Linked DNA regions of Mus musculus: region 1 is linked to region 2. A link is a loop called in an ENCODE intact Hi-C map of the cell type or tissue named here. Cell type or tissue: heart. All regions are shown on one strand. Links, peaks and the distances in the headings refer to the core of each region. The heading gives the core; the rest is flanking DNA.

Evidence for each region. Hi-C counts contacts between places; a loop is a spot of excess contacts. Peaks named below come from ENCODE experiments on the same cell type or tissue, not always from the same donor. Only the 100,000 strongest peaks of a DNase experiment are listed, where the experiment ranks them.
Region 1: a loop joins it to region 2, with 6 times the contacts of the local background. A loop is called at or near these places in 2 of 42 quality-filtered maps.

The regions. Positions count from the first base shown.
Region 1 is chrX:9,217,275-9,225,046 of GRCm38, reverse strand. The region is part of intron 1 of Lancl3 (LanC lantibiotic synthetase component C-like 3 (bacterial)); the gene reads right to left. Among named protein-coding and RNA genes, the nearest start is that of Lancl3, 21 kb to the right of the region's middle. In heart, for the core only: a CTCF peak has its summit at 3,645 (motif pointing right); no DNase peak of the experiment used is centred there.
Region 2 is chrX:9,271,561-9,279,332 of GRCm38, reverse strand. It overlaps Xk (X-linked Kx blood group), which reads right to left and starts at 6,549. Exons shown (of 3, transcript NM_023500.2): 1 at 6,099-6,549. The coding sequence starts at 6,343. In heart, for the core only: no CTCF peak of the experiment used is centred there; no DNase peak of the experiment used is centred there; H3K4me3 peaks cover 1,189 bases; H3K27ac peaks cover 813 bases; H3K27me3 peaks cover 767 bases.

The DNA of each region.
Region 1 (7,772 bases), core at 994-5,993, 54 kb after region 2:
CAGCTGGTTTTGGTTGCTCCCACTGACTCAGACTGATTAGGTGGAGGCCTGGATGTTTCTGCTGGATCGTGCCGCTGCTGTTTATTTGTGTTTGGTACCCTAGAATTACTAAACTAGACTGTTAGTATTCTGACAAACGGAGATTAGAATCACCCTCAAAGAACTCCTTCTAAACAGGTCCACATACAGGTCCTATTTACCATCTTTTCTCCCCTTCCTTTGGACAGTGGGCTAGAAGGGTGTCAAAACGTTTAAGAACCCATATTAAAATAGGGTTTTTAAAAAAACTAACCCCACAACTGTGGGGCAGTTTCTGGATGGTCATGCCTTCGATCTCTGCTCCACACTTTGTCTCTGTAACTCCTTCCATGGGTATTTTGTTCCCCCCTTCTAAGAAGGATCAAAGTGTCCACACTTTGGTCTTCATTCTTCTTGAGTTTCATGTGATTTGCAAATTGTATCTTGGGTATTCTAAGTTTGTGGGCTAATAACCACTTATCAGTGAGTGCATATCATGTGTGTTCTTTTGTGATTAGGTTACCTCACTTAGGATGATATCCTCCAGATACACCCATTTGCCCAAGAATTTCATGAATTCATTGTTTTTAATAGCTGAGTAGTACTCCATTGTGTAAATGTACCACATTTTCTGTATCCATTCCTCTGTTGAGGGACATATGGGTTCTTTCCAGCTTCTGGCTATTATAAACAAGGCTGCTATCAACATAATGTAGCATGTGTCCTTATTACATGTTGGAGCATCTTCTGGGCATATGCCCAGGAGAGGTATTGCTGGATCTTCCAGTAGTACTATGTCCAATTTTTTGAGGAACCGCCACACTGATTTCCAGAGTGGTTGTACCAGCTTGCAATCCCACCAACAATGGAGGAGTGTTCCTCTTTCTCCACATCCTTGCCAGCATCTGCTGTCACCTGATTTTTTGATCCTAGCCATTCTGACTGGTGTGAGGTGGAATCTCAGGGTTGTTTTGATTTGCATTTCCCTGATGACTAAGGATGTTGAACATTTTTTCAGGTGCTACTCAGCCATTCAGTATTCCTCAGTTGAGAATTCTTTGTTTAGCTCTGTACCCCATTTTTAATAGGGTTATTTGGCTTTCTGGAGTCCAGCTTCTTGAGCTCTTTATATATATATATTGGATATTAGCCCCCTATAGGATTCAGGATTAGTAAGGATCCTTTCCCAATCTGTTGATTGCTGTTTTGTCTTATTGACAGTGTCCTTTGCTTTATAGAAGCTTTGCAATTTTATGAGGTCCCATTTGTCGATTCTCCATGTTACAGAACAAGCCTTTGGTGTTCTGTTCAGGAATTTTTCCCCTGTGTCCATATCTTCGAGGCTCTTCCCCACTTTCTCCTCCATAAGTTTCAGTGTCTCTGGTTTTATGTGGAGCTCCTTGATCCACTTAGACTTGAGCTTAGTACAAGGAGATAGGAATGGATCAATTCGCATTCTTCTACATGATAACTGCCAGTTGTGCCAGCACCCTTTGTTGAAAATGCTGTCTTCTTTCCACTGGGCTATTTCATTTTCTAATACAGGAGTTAATCCAGAATTTATAGCACATTGCCATTTACTTTAAAAGGGACATTTAATTGTCATAACCCCTTATACTTCATTAATTTGGAAGAAATCTTAAGCCCTTTTCTTTTTTTCCCTCTTGATTTTATTTTTTAAAAATGAGAGTATGAGCAATTTATTTAATAAGCTATTAATTTGAATGATTCTCATTATGAAATTCAGCTAGTACATATGAGGGAGGAAGACCCCCAGAAGTGATGTGCTGCCCTTATAGAACATAACACTGAGAAAAATACAGTATTTAACTCATATATTGGTTCTTCTGCTTTTACAAGTAAGTTACTATGTGGTGACTTTCTATTGCCCAAGAGTTTAAAAATCGTGCCGACTCTACAATTCCATTGCTAATGAGTCAGACTCTTTTTTTTAACACTGGTTCAACAGTAAGGTGTGTCATTGCTTAAGCCTGGCTACTTCCCAACTGAGAAAGTTCAGAATGTCAGACTCTGAACCAAAGGTGAGCAGCCAATAAGTTCAATGTACTATGGAAGTCAGAAATATCAGTCAAGTCAACAGAGGGGTAGACAGATAGGAAGTCAGAGTCCATAAAGCCAAAGTCACTGTGTACATCATTTAAAAAAATGATCATAACCTCTGATTTCAGGACATGGGTTGTGGGCACAATTCCCAGTGTGTTATAAATTCCCAGTGTTATCAAGCTAATGGGCAAACTGGCTCTGAGCCTGTGGGTGTTAGTCATAGGCTTTAGTGGAATGCAAAGTAAGGTGTTCCTGACTACAGTGGAGTCTGGTAAGCCAGCACTATCTCATAGGCCTCACTGTTGGCATTACCACATTTCCGCCTTCCTCCAAATCAGGCTTGTGGACATCACAGAGTATACCAGTTCACTAGCAGTCTAGATAAAGTTCAGCATCCACACCAGCAGAAGCAGTGTGTAGCACAAGATTGTATGTCTCTTACAAGTCCATAGAGGTTGCCAGTGGGGCTTCTTCTGACAATTCTTTGACTTCCAAATCTGTAACTGGGATATTAGTGGAAGTCCAATCTTATAAATATCTGCATAACACAAGAGTCAAATATAGCTATGAAATCACTCTCTATATTACTGTATAGAAGCTTCTTTGAATCAGCTAATTCAGAACTCACTGAATGCCCTACCAAGTCCTTTAAATGCAATACACACACACACACACACACACACACACACACACACACACACACACACATATATATATCCCCAACAGAGTACAGAAGTAAGAAAAGAGAACAAGACATATATGGCATGTTGCCAAAGCAGAAATGAAGTACCATAAAGTTAGCCAATGAAAAGTGACTTTATTTTTTAAAAAAATTCTAAAACATATCCTTTTGATAGCCTTAAGAATGTGTGTGTCTTCCCAGAGAAGTAGCTTCTCCTGGGAGGGAAAAGATCGGCTTTGCATATGTGCTCACTTTCTCTCTATGGAAAATTATAGTATACCTACAAAACATAACAAACCTGGTGACTCAGGATAATTTCCTCTTAGCAAGCACCTCTAAATAGGCCTGTCACGGGTTGCCCATAATACTCCCAGATGTTCTAAAACCGCGGCTGTTAGAACTGAAGTAAAAAGGGCATTCATTACTCACAGGAAATAGGGATCTGCTTATTATTAACAATTCACATTTCTTTTAAAAATTCTTTAAAAAGCAGGTTCTTTTGTAAGGCTCTATTTTGAAAAAATAATCAGTACCAATTTGTATATACCACTGTGACAGGTAAGTTCAGGCCATGCTACCAGAAACATTGTATGAAAAGGTTGCCTAGAGATGGAACAAATTGTTTATTACTGTTTCTTTTCAACTAAAGTGAGGGTATCTTTTTTTTTAATTTAATTTAGATGTTTTTACTTGTTCAATTTACATCCCACTCACTGCCCCCATCCCGGTCACCCCTCCCAAATTCCTTTCCCCATTTCCCCTCTCCTATCTTCTGTACCCACTGGGTACCCCACACACAGCATGGCACTTCAAGTCTCTGCCAGGCTAGGCGCTTAAGGGAAGGTATCTTTACCTCCTGGGAACAAAATACTGTTTCACTCCAGCAGAGGGCGCCTCTGAAACAGCCAAGTCAAGCCTAAAATGCAGTGCTCCTGGGACGGGATCAGAAAAGCAAGGGTCGTTTGTCAAAGACGAACAGAACAGAACAGAACAGAACAGAACAGAACAGAACAGAACAGAACAGAACAGAACAAAACAAAACACAGGAAAATGATAATAGATTATTGATTGGTGTATAAAAACTTCATGGCTTCAGATAATCGCTACTTGCTTAGTGAACAATCTCTTTTGTCAGGGAGCTATTGTCTGGGTTATTTTCATGCACTCAACAACCTCAAGAAATGTCAGCATTAAATCACATTCCAGTCTTCTAGGAAAAAAAAAAAACTTACCTAGTAAGCAACCATGCTTTAGAGGGAAGTGAAGCACTATTTTTTGTCTAAGGTCTCTAAAAACCAACACTGGCTCCATCATGATATTATTTTGGGGGTTTGTTCATCTTCACTCTAGTTAGATAGAACTGCATGTTCTCATCTTTGTCATAATATCAGAGTGTCCCACTGTAGCTACAGCCTGTCTGTCTGCTACCGGTGGTCTTGATCATTTGAATTGCTCTAATCAAAGGTATGTTAGTGACATGACCAAAATTTGAAAAACCTTGTATAGCTTCTGGTCTATGAAACACACGGGCTTCAGCTGAAACTACTCACAGCCCCGTGCCTGAAGTAGAGCTATATACTAGATGATCCATAAACCTACTGATAAAAAAATCTTAACTATAAACCACTAATTTTTATGAAGTGAAATTTGACTAACACAACAGCTTTGTGAACAGCTCCGATATGTAGATCAGAATTGTGAAGGACTAAGAAATTGTGTTGTTCAAACGAAACAGGGACATTCCCAGGAACACCCAGCAGAAGTATACTTACTGCTTTACTCACCAGAACTGTGTGATATGACTACCTATGGTGGCAAGAAGGGAGGCTAGAAATGAACTTGGTATTGTAAACTTCTACTGGAGATGGCAAGATCCATCACCATTAAAGGGAATGGAGTTAGGCTGCTGCGGAGTGTCTAATAGTACCTGCTTGGCTAGTGTTGTCAGGTTCTGGGGTGCATGAACCTGTGTTGATGCCATGTTTTATCATGAGTATTCAGAAGCAACTCGGAAGTCCCTTCAAACTGGCCTCAGTGAGTTCACTATGGTATGTAGTTTCGTTTGTCCTGAGGAGTTTCTGTATTTGCCATGAGAACATAATACAGGTAATGAAGATGTAAGGGAAACCAAGAAACACGTGGAACTAACGTAAATCCATACAGTTTCCCAATGAGGTAGGAAAAAAGCTTATAAGTCACTAAGTCTTGGGGGTGTTTGTCCAATGTTTAAAAAGAATTAATCCTGCTAGTCTTTAGTTCTCCCATCTGATGATCAGTTTCACAGTCCAAACAAATAGTATAGGTTAATACCACTCAGCAGTATAGTGAGGTAGCTACCATACAAAAGAGTTCTCCAATTTCAAACCATTGCTTTCTTTCCAATACCTTCAATCTTCCTTGTGTATAATGATGTAGATTTTTCTCCATATATAGGCAGCTGAAAGAAGGCCAAGTCTCACACAGGAAAGGGTTTCACAGAGAGGTGGTGAACAGGAACTGATCCACACCCTGCCTGGGAGTTCCCCAATGCTCTTAAGTGTGCTGGGGAGGAAGTAGTGAAGAGTTAGGGTGATGTCTGCCTCCCTGGATACCTGATGGAGGTGCGGGTCCTCCATCACTGCTGGCCGCCTGCTGCTGAAGGCAAGTGCAGTGGGATTGCGTATTTCCCCCAGAGGCAGGCCAAGATACCATTCTAAAAGGAAACCAGCAAAAACAATAACAAGAATGCCAGAAAGGTGATGCTCAGAACACTGGGACACAGTTGATACTAGATAACTGTATCAGACACTACGTACTAAAGTAACATTGACCATCATTCTTTTCAAAGTTAAAGGAGGTTCAATGGGATTGTTTTTACGGTAATTTAGTAAAAATAAAACAATTTCCAGATGTAATTTTTTTAAGCCAGAAAAAAGAATAATCGTAAATGTATTGGGAAAAAAAAAGCCAGGTGAATGACTTCATTTGTATTGGGACCTATATAACAGATCATATTAATAGTTAAATTTTATAAACAAGAGAAAGAACAAAAATTCTATGGAATAAGTAGAAAATGAACGTACAATCTCACATATAATGATGTGCAAAAGGCTTAAGACATGTGCAAAGCTTATCTTCGTAATTAGAAATATGCAAATTAAAATGAGATACCATTTTCAATCTAGCAGAGTAGCATAAATTATGAGAGAAACTGACAGCATGGGCCACTGGTGGGGAACAGGAACTTTCATATTCTCTTGAGGGAGAAGGCCAATATTCACTGCCAAATTAATTTCAATGAATTTGGCAACACTGATAAAAAAACGACCTTAATAATTCCAATGACTTTTTTTTTGCTGTTATCCAAATAAGTATGTGTTAGGTTCTGCAGTGCTGTATGCTAGGGGACAAACATACACAGATCAGCGCTCATTAAACAAAGCATAGTGCATTGTTGTACAATGAAGTACTGGGTAGCTAAGAAAGGATTACAGTAAAACTATATGTGTAGACATGGGAATTTTCCTAACACAATGCGTCAACTAAATAAACACAGCACATACAATGTGCATTGTGTGCCTGTTAATGGATACTTTTAGAAGGATACTGGTTAGATTCAGAAGAAGTAGGTAAAATTAAGTTACCTTTAGAGATATAGGGATGAAACCTGGAGACTGAGAGTCTAAAGTGAGAGGAAGACCCATTTTATAACCTTCAACACATTTGTTATTTTGTTTGTTTTATGTTTTGCTTATTTTTGTTTTGTCTTACCAAGTGTGTGAAATGCTTTCAAAAAGAAAATCTAGTTACTAAAAAGTAAACAATAGATTGAGCATGGGGGCATACAACTTTAAGTCTAGCACTAGGGGGCTGGAGGCTGGTGGATCTCTGTGAGTTTTAGGCCAGTTTGTTCTACATAGCAAGTTCTAGACCAGCCAGGGATATATGGTGAGTGGCTGTAACAAAAAACAAAAAACAAAAAAAAAAAAAAAAAGAAGAAAGAAAGAAAGAAAGAAAGAAAGAAAGAAAGAAAGAAAGAAAGAAAGAAAGGAAAAAGAAAAAGAAAAAGAAAAAGAAAAACTAAGTATAATAAACAAATGACTGAACTAGCCAAATAGTGTGCTAAAAGAAATTAATGCTTTTAAACGTGTAATCTTTTTCAAACGATGATCTATGATAAGACTGTAGGATGTTGGATTTTCAGGCTATCAATTTGTTTACTCAGTAGTCAGAGATTGACCTGCAAACTAATGATAGTTGGTTTTTTTTTTTCAGTTAGTAGAGGAAGTGAGGTTATTTACATAACTTTGAGGACATGGAAAAGATAATGTTGACTATCTTCAAGACTCATCATCTACTGGAGAGAGAATGAAGGCTTAATACCCTGATTTGCACCTATTCTAGGACTGTTTGGGGGCAATGAAAGTGTTTTTGAAGCACTGAGCCATGATGAAACATCAAGACAATAATTTCCTACTGAGTTCGAAAAATAAAATAAAACCACAATACTCGTGCTACCCCCAAGTAGAAAGGCTTTCATGGGGCTGGATGCAGAGAAGACTTCAGAGAAAACCAGAACTGCACTTGGTTAAAGAAGCTGCATTCAGTGCAGAAGACCATTCCACAAAAGCTACTGTCACAGGGCTGTGGAGATAGCTCAAACATGGGGATCAGAGTTCAATTCCCAGCACCCCCATGAAAACAAAACCTGACTATGAGCATGCCTGCTAGCACCTCCTGCTAGGGTGACCATAATAGGGAAAGTCATGGAGCTTGCCGGCTAGCTAGCCTACCTTCTTGGTACGCTACATACCCGTAGGAGATTATTTCAAAGTGCATGACGACCCCTCTGGAACAGCATCTGAAGTTTTCCTTTCACTTCTGCATATATGCATATACACATGTGCCTGCACAACACACACATGGACACACAGACACATACCCAGGCTCAAGGACACACAGAGAGACATACACAGACACATGGACAAGAAAGAAAAGTTGTTTGTTTAACTTTTATACTCTTGAAAGG
Region 2 (7,772 bases), core at 1,590-6,589:
TGCCAAGTTGTCCTCTGACCTCCACACAAACACCAAGACATGTACATGCACACAAACCCACAGTCAATCGATCAAAATTTTAAAAATTAAAATACTGGGCTTAATAACACCGTCTGCTTAACATGTATTAGGCCCTAGGCTCAATCCTCAACACATTAACTAAATTAAAATAAAATATCATATTTTCTAAGCTAGTTTATCATATTTGATAAGGGAAGCAAGTTATAAGAGAAAATTTTACACATATAAATATATACAATCTATGCATAAATACATATGTACATACAGTAGATTGACAGAACTGAATTACATTGACTCAAAAGTACCAGTTGTTAAATAAAAATTGTATAACCAAGATATTAAACAACTAGTATCTTGGTTAGACTTGATGGGAATAAGTATAGTTTGGAAATCAGCAAACCCTTAGAACCCAAGTTCATTTTCCCTGACAGTTTATATTCATAACTATATGTCATAACTATACATATAGCTATATATAGTATGTATAGTTTTCTATATAGTTATATATATATCATATATATATATAGTTATATATATGTAGTTATATAGTTATATATACATATACAACAAAATCATTAAAAAGTATTCTCTTTAGGCAGTCAAGTTAAAGTTTTATTTTCTCCACTGTGCAAATATTTTCTGCATCTCTGTTATTATAACAACTGTTCTTTACTTGCGATATAACAGTCAAATTTTTTAGAACTTTTAAAGACCAAAAACAAACAACGAAAATGGTAGAGCACGCTAAAAGCTGCTGAATTAAATGAACGAAGGAAATAAGGGTTTGTAGGTGTCCCTCAACAGAGAAATGGATACAGAAAATGTGTTACATTTACACAATGGAGTACTACTCAGCTATTAAAAACAATGAATTCATGAAATTCTTAGGCAAATGGATGGATCTGGAGGATATCATCCTGAGTGAGGTAACCCAGTCACAAAAGAACACACATGATATGCACTCACTGATAAGCAGATATTAGCCTAGAAACTTAGAATATGCAAGATACAATTTGCAAAACACATGAAACTCAAGAAGAAGGTAGACTAAACTGTGGATAGTTTGTTCCTTCTTAGAATGGGGAACAAAATACCCATGGAAGGAGTTACAGAGACAAAGTTCAGAGCTGGGACAGAAGGAAGGACCATCCAGAGACTGCCCCACCTGGGGATCCATCCCATAATCAACCACCAAACCCAGACACTATTGCATATGCCAGAAAGATTTTGCTGACAGGACCCTGACATAGCTGTCTCTTGTGAGGCTATGCCAGGGCCTGGCAAACACAGAATGGATTCTCATAGTCATCTATCGAATGGAACACAGGGCCCCTAATGGAGGAGCTAGAGATAGTACCCAAGGAGCTAAAGGGGTCTGCAACCCTATAGAAGGAACAACGATATGAACTAACCAGTACCCCCAGAGCTCTTGTCTCTAGTTGCATATGTAGCAGAAGATGGCCTAGTCGGCCATCAATGGGAAGAGAGACCCTTTTTCTTGTGAAGATTCTATGCCCCAGTACAGGGGAATGCTAGGGCCAGGAAGTGGGAGTGGGTGGGTTGGGGAGCAGGGCAGGGGGAGGGGTTAGGGGGCTTTGGGGATAGCATTTGAAATGTAAATGAAGAAATATCTAATAAAAATCATTTATAAAAAAGAATAATGTAATTCTATTGATGCTTAAGTAAACTATGCAAAATTGATCATTTATAGAATTTTTGAATCAAAGTTCTGAGATCAACCATCCAAATGAAAAAAAACTTTCCAGGAAAACAAATCTAATGGCACAGGTAGCCCTGAAGGTGGAGTTTCTCACAATCCACTGCTTTTCTTAAGAGATACATTTGTCTGGTGAGATGGCTCAGCAGGTAAGAGCACCCGACTGCTCTTCCGAAGGTCTGGAGTTCAAATCCCAGCAACCACATGGTGGCTCACAACCATCCGTAACGAGATCTGACTCCCTCTTCTGGAGTGTCTGAAGACAGCTACAGTGTACTTACATATAATAAATAATAAATCTTTTAAAAGAAAAGAGATACATTTGTCTCCTTTTCCCCCTTTGAGACAGGGTCTCCCTATGTAGGCCCTGGCTGGCGCAGATCTCAGTACGTAAACCAGGCTGGCTTTAAACTCAGAGAGATCTGCCTGCCTCTGTCTTCTGAGTGCTGAGATTAAAGGTATGCGCCACCACTCCTGGAGTATCTTAACAAAGCTTCATACTTCATATCTTATAAATTTGTGAACCATCCCAAGACCTCCTCCTACTACTACTTAAAAATAAGAGACAAACTACTACGCTTCTCTTGAAATTCTGCCAAGACTTATCCAACTATTCCAATTTTGTTCAGAGTTTGTTTTCATTGCTGATTCTCTGCATGAGCTACTTGACTAAAATCACCCAAGGTACCTAGCTCAGTGCTAGAGGACAAGCATCTTTCATAAAAATCAGTATCATGTACTCCATGGTTCAGGAAGCTTGTGTGTAATGTCTATACAGGTAAGTAAGGCTCTACAGTCCTCTGCTCAACTCGGCCTCTGCATTGCTAAAACAGTCTATAAAGGATGACTATAGTTGTGTTCCAATAAAGCTTTATTTAAAGAAACAGATGGTGGTATGATTTGGTCAGTGGAACTTAGTCTGTAGACCTCATGATGATCCATCCTTGCTGAGAATTAGTAACCTGAGCCAATTTGTTTTCCACTTGGTTCATTTTTCAAGAATACTATAACTCAATTGTCAACTACAACAGCAGTTTGTTCCCTAGCCAAAACCAGGCATATTGATGACAGCACAAATAATGTGAGGTACCAAGGACCCTAATGAAAAAACTTTTGCCAAAGACATACTATGATTTCCAATCAGCCACCCTATGTCCATGTGAGACACATGCTCTAAGAAGCTGCACTAGAGAAGTATGCTGGTTAAATAGACAATATTATGAAAACTTTGACAAGCCAATTGCTTAAACTCCTGGACTACAGAAATAAGATCTTATCACTTAGCTCACAGGGTTTTACTGTAGATGGAATTAAAAAAATATGTGTATTTTGCTTTACAAATGTGAACTGTTATTATTTTAAATTATTTTTGAAGTTCCCTATAGAGAAATGCTACTGTGCATTACTTTGCAATATTTCATAACAATTTTAGACTGTTTTAACCTACTTATTATAAACCTAGTTTTTTTAACCTCTCATTTTGTTTGCTAAATTGTGCTAGTAATATAAACGAGGAGGAGATTTCTTGAAGTTGTCATTCATTGATACTTATTGCTCTCAATTAATTTATGGAAAGTTAACATAACTGGGACAATAATAGGAAACTGAGGGTAAAAAAAAAAAAATCTCCCTTCTGTTTTTCCAGAATATCTAGCATAACTTATAGTAAGATTTTTCCTTCAAATTAGAAACAAAGGTAATTCAAGGTACTTATGCAAAGTTCATTTTTGAACCCAGGCTTCTGTAGAAAGAACCACAGAAACTATAGCTATGCGTTTAAAGACTAAAATTACAGTAAATAAAGGAAATAAGGAGTTCTAGGCATGTCACCCTGAAGGAAAGAAGACACAGAACTGAGTTAACAGGTTTAGCCCACGATCATCTGTAGAAGGTATTGGACACCTCCATTTCTCAATACTGGGGATCTAACACAGGGCTTCAAGCATGGTTAGGCAACCGTTACACTCAGTAAACGGTTGTGTGCCACTTAATTTGGTTCATCATCATATTGCATGAACTCAAAAACAGCATCTCCCTAAAAGTGGTAGTTTGGCAAACTTGAATAGAAGTAAACTGTCCCCACCCCCACCCCAAACAACCGTAAAACATTACGAAAAGCCACTGCTAAGGGATAGAAGTGAGAAGCAATGTGAACCTCTCATTCTGGGGGATAATTTGATCTTTCTGAAAAGCTGATGATTTAGGAGTTCAAATTAGAACCAGCAGTGGGGAGAAATCCCATTAAGGTTCTTTTTGAGTCCTCTTAACCAAAAAGACCACTTTGTTTTCCCTTTCATTTGGAAGCTAAGGATCTTGGAACTGCATTTTGTATGTGTTAAGTTCAAAGACTTAACGAAGTCCAGTACCTTCTTGATATGAATCAACTATATTAGAATGGGAGACTTCTTTCCTTAACGAAGTTTTTCTAAGAAAACTACTGTGGTAGCTGAAGGATACCAGATTATAATAAAGGAGAAAATTGTATACATTGATGTGTAGGAGAAAAGGCGACACTCAACCGTGTGCCACTCGGTAATACTGTCCTTAACATCAGTTGCTCTGCTGTTTTTTACAGGCAATACTCTATTAACTTTGGCTTGAGTGACTCTTAAAGTTATGAGACACATCTAAATGACAGTGGTGATAGAGGATTCTTACTTTAGGTTGTTTAATGTTGCCCACAAATGACTGAGCATTTAAAACTATAAAGATGGAGCTGCTGATAAAATGCACTACTGCACACTCCCCTTTCTTTGACTGCACACAGAGAACATGATGGACCTAATTGCATTTTGAAAGAAAGTCTGGGGAACAGGTTCCACATCCTCATTTGCCCTGTGTACAAAATGGGGGCAGGAACTGAGGAAGCCTGGATCAACGAGGGAGCGCTGGCTTAGTATGCCTAAGGCCCTAGACCCAACCTCCGCCACCAAAATAATAAACTTACAAATAAAGATACCTACTTCCTGGCAAGGAGTCAATCGGCTAAGGCATGTAGGTATGAACCAAACCACTTAGCACAAGGAACTTTTGAGAATTCTCAGTTGCCCCACCCAAATTTGAGTTCCCTCCCCACAGATGGCATTAAATGATGACGGCCTTGTCAAATCTCACTTACTGAACAGGACCACTAGCAGGACCATGGGGCTCCGTTAAGGACGAGGATTCTCTACCAGCTAATTAAGAGCAGGGCTTTAAGGGTTAAGTAGCCCTCAGCCATTTTTTCTGATTCGCCCCTGACTGTCAGGTCCTCCACAGCAAGTTCTTCTCACTCCTTTCTAGGATTTCCTGGCTCTTCAAGAATGGGAAACCTGGTTTATGAAGTTTGCCACAACTGTCGAACTGCAAGTCGGTACAGTAAGCTAGAAAGGTTGTGTTTAAAATGGCATGTGAGGTTTGAATATTGTGAATTTTTTTTAATTTGTACATAAACTTTTGCTTTTCCTATGGTAAGATAAAAGATATGAAAACAATACATTTAAATTCCCTTCACGTTCTGAGATTAAGGTCAAGTCCGTTTCATCAGTGTGCATTTCTTCTTGATTTGTGTTTATGAAGATTAATTTCTGGGGCTAAGTTGTAGCTTGCTAGTGGAGCATTTACCTACTCTGTACCAGGACCTGGTTTCCATCCACAGCACCACAAACGGCGGTAACCACAAAAATAATGTCTTTTCCAGAAATGGCATTAGCGGTTTCTCTTAACACAAAGCATGTTCCTGTCCTCAAGGCACCTTGTGTACCACATTTCATGACTATGTTTACAATTGGGCACACTCAGAAGACATCTCTGGTATGTGTGTCTGCACTCTAGACAACTCCCATCACACCAAGGGAAAAGTAGAGTACATGGACTTGTAGCCTTGAGTAGATGAACTAAGTCAATTTTCACAAAGCTCGTAGAATAGTGCCTGATAAACAGTTAAGTGCCACACACTTGATAAACTAAATTAAATGACCCACAAGGGCTCTGACTTGAACAGCACACGCCCTTAGAGTAACTTCCAAACGTTTGTACCAGGACCTCCCAAGCCAGTCCTACAGAGAAAGCCACATATTTTCAGGGGACCAAATAAAGACAAAAACTGCTACTCTCTTGGGCCAAACCGAAGTGAAGAGTGACAACTGTCTACGATGGCTCCCGAAATCCGGGCCATCTCGGTTTTAGCGACTGACTGGCTAGGATCCAGTCTCATTCCCAAGATTGGAATGACTTGGGAAGGCAGGGCGGGTCAGCCCTGGTTCAAGCCACCTGTCTGTCCCTTTTCAGGCAAGGTCCCCTCCTCCTTCAGCTGGGGCAGCAGTGGTGGGGACAGCCAGGGGACCGGGGCCTAACGGTCGGTTGTGGGTTCGACACGTACCTGTACAGGGGCCCGAGCTGGAGCAGGTGCATGAGCAGCGCCAGTGGGCGATCGCGGCTGAGGTCGCGGTGGACGAAGAGGAGCGTGAACTGCACCAGGGCGCAGGGCATCAAGGAGAAGAGCAGCGTCAGCACCTGCCACATGCGGTCCCCTGCGGAGCGGTAGGTGCTGCTCAAGTAGAGCGCCGCCGCCGTCTCGGCCACGAACAGGAACACGGACGCTATCACCGAGGCCGGGAATTTCATCTCCGTGCCTCAGGGACTCGCACCGCGGCCGGCGGCGGCGGCGGTGGCAGCGACGGCGGTAGCGGTGGCGGTAGCGGCGACGGTGGCGGTTTCCCGAACGACTCCCAGCATGCTCAGCCCCGAGCGGCTCGCGCGCAGCTCAGCCCGCTGAGGGCTCGCGGGCCCCGGCGCGCGCTGCCACCCGGCCTGGGGGCAACCGAAACAGCGGGGGTGGGGCAGGTAGCGTGGCCCCGCTGGGACACGCCCACGCGCCCCGTGCGCAGCCGCCGGCGCGCGCCACACTGCTCGCTGGCCGCTCGTCACAGACTGTTCCGGGCGGGCCGCGAACCCGTAGCCCCTGACAGCCCGGGCCACGGCCGTCCCGCCCCCGCGCTGGGGGCAAAGTCCCCCCCCCCCCCCCCCAGGAAGCCATCAACCGATCTGGCCCGCCTGCAGCCGCTGGGTCCTAGAGTCCGTTTGTTCTGGGCAGTGCTGGGAGCCCTGTGGCAGTCAATTCAATAAACAACAAGCAGAAGAGACCAGACTTGGGGGCTGGGAGAGTCTGAGCTCCGGATCCACTGTCTGTTTACTGGGCGGAAGAAAAGCCTGATGAAAAGTTCAGCTTGCCCTGCCATTCCAAAATAGCCAGAGCCACTGAGATGCTTTTCAAAGAGCAAATGTATCGTCGTGCATTCACCGTACTGGGAACTATGGTTAACTTTTCACTGAAACTCTTGAAAGCCTCCTTTGTCTTTCTAGTACAGACCGAGAAGGAGCATCAAAGGAGTTGTGGGAGCCAAAGTTTTCTCTCCCAGATAAAACTGCTTATAGAATGTATTGCTGTGTTATTGTGACTAGCTCCAGACAGGTCAAAGACCAGAGCCTAATAAGGAAACAGTTTTCTAGCCCAATGCATACCTCTTTTAGTGTGCCAACCCTACGACTAGCACAGTTTTTTTCACTCACTGTTTACTTAAAAGGTATGAATACAATAAATTCTGAACATACTCTTCCCCTATCCTGCTCCTCCCAGAGCCTTCTCACCTTCCTACCCACCGAACTTCATGCTCTGTCTCAAAAAACAAACAAACAAAACCTAAAAAGGCAAATGTTAAGACCAAAAAAAAAAAAAAGTCAAAGCCAACAAAATGAAACAAAAAATGCAGACAAAAACAGAGTCCGTTTTGAGTTGGCCCACTACTCCTGACTGATAAACTCACTGACACTCAATTGTAATAATAATAATAATAACAAACAGAATTCCCCCTTCTGAGCATGCCTCAATCACAAATGCCTTCTTCATTAGGAGTTAGACTTTGTGTCCACTTCCCCATCTCACTGCTGGGATTTTGTGTGATTTTAACCCATGCGTGTCCTGTGTATATTCACTAAACATTTGACAACCCTTTGGACATCAAGACGAACTCACCCCGAGCCCTCCTCCAACACA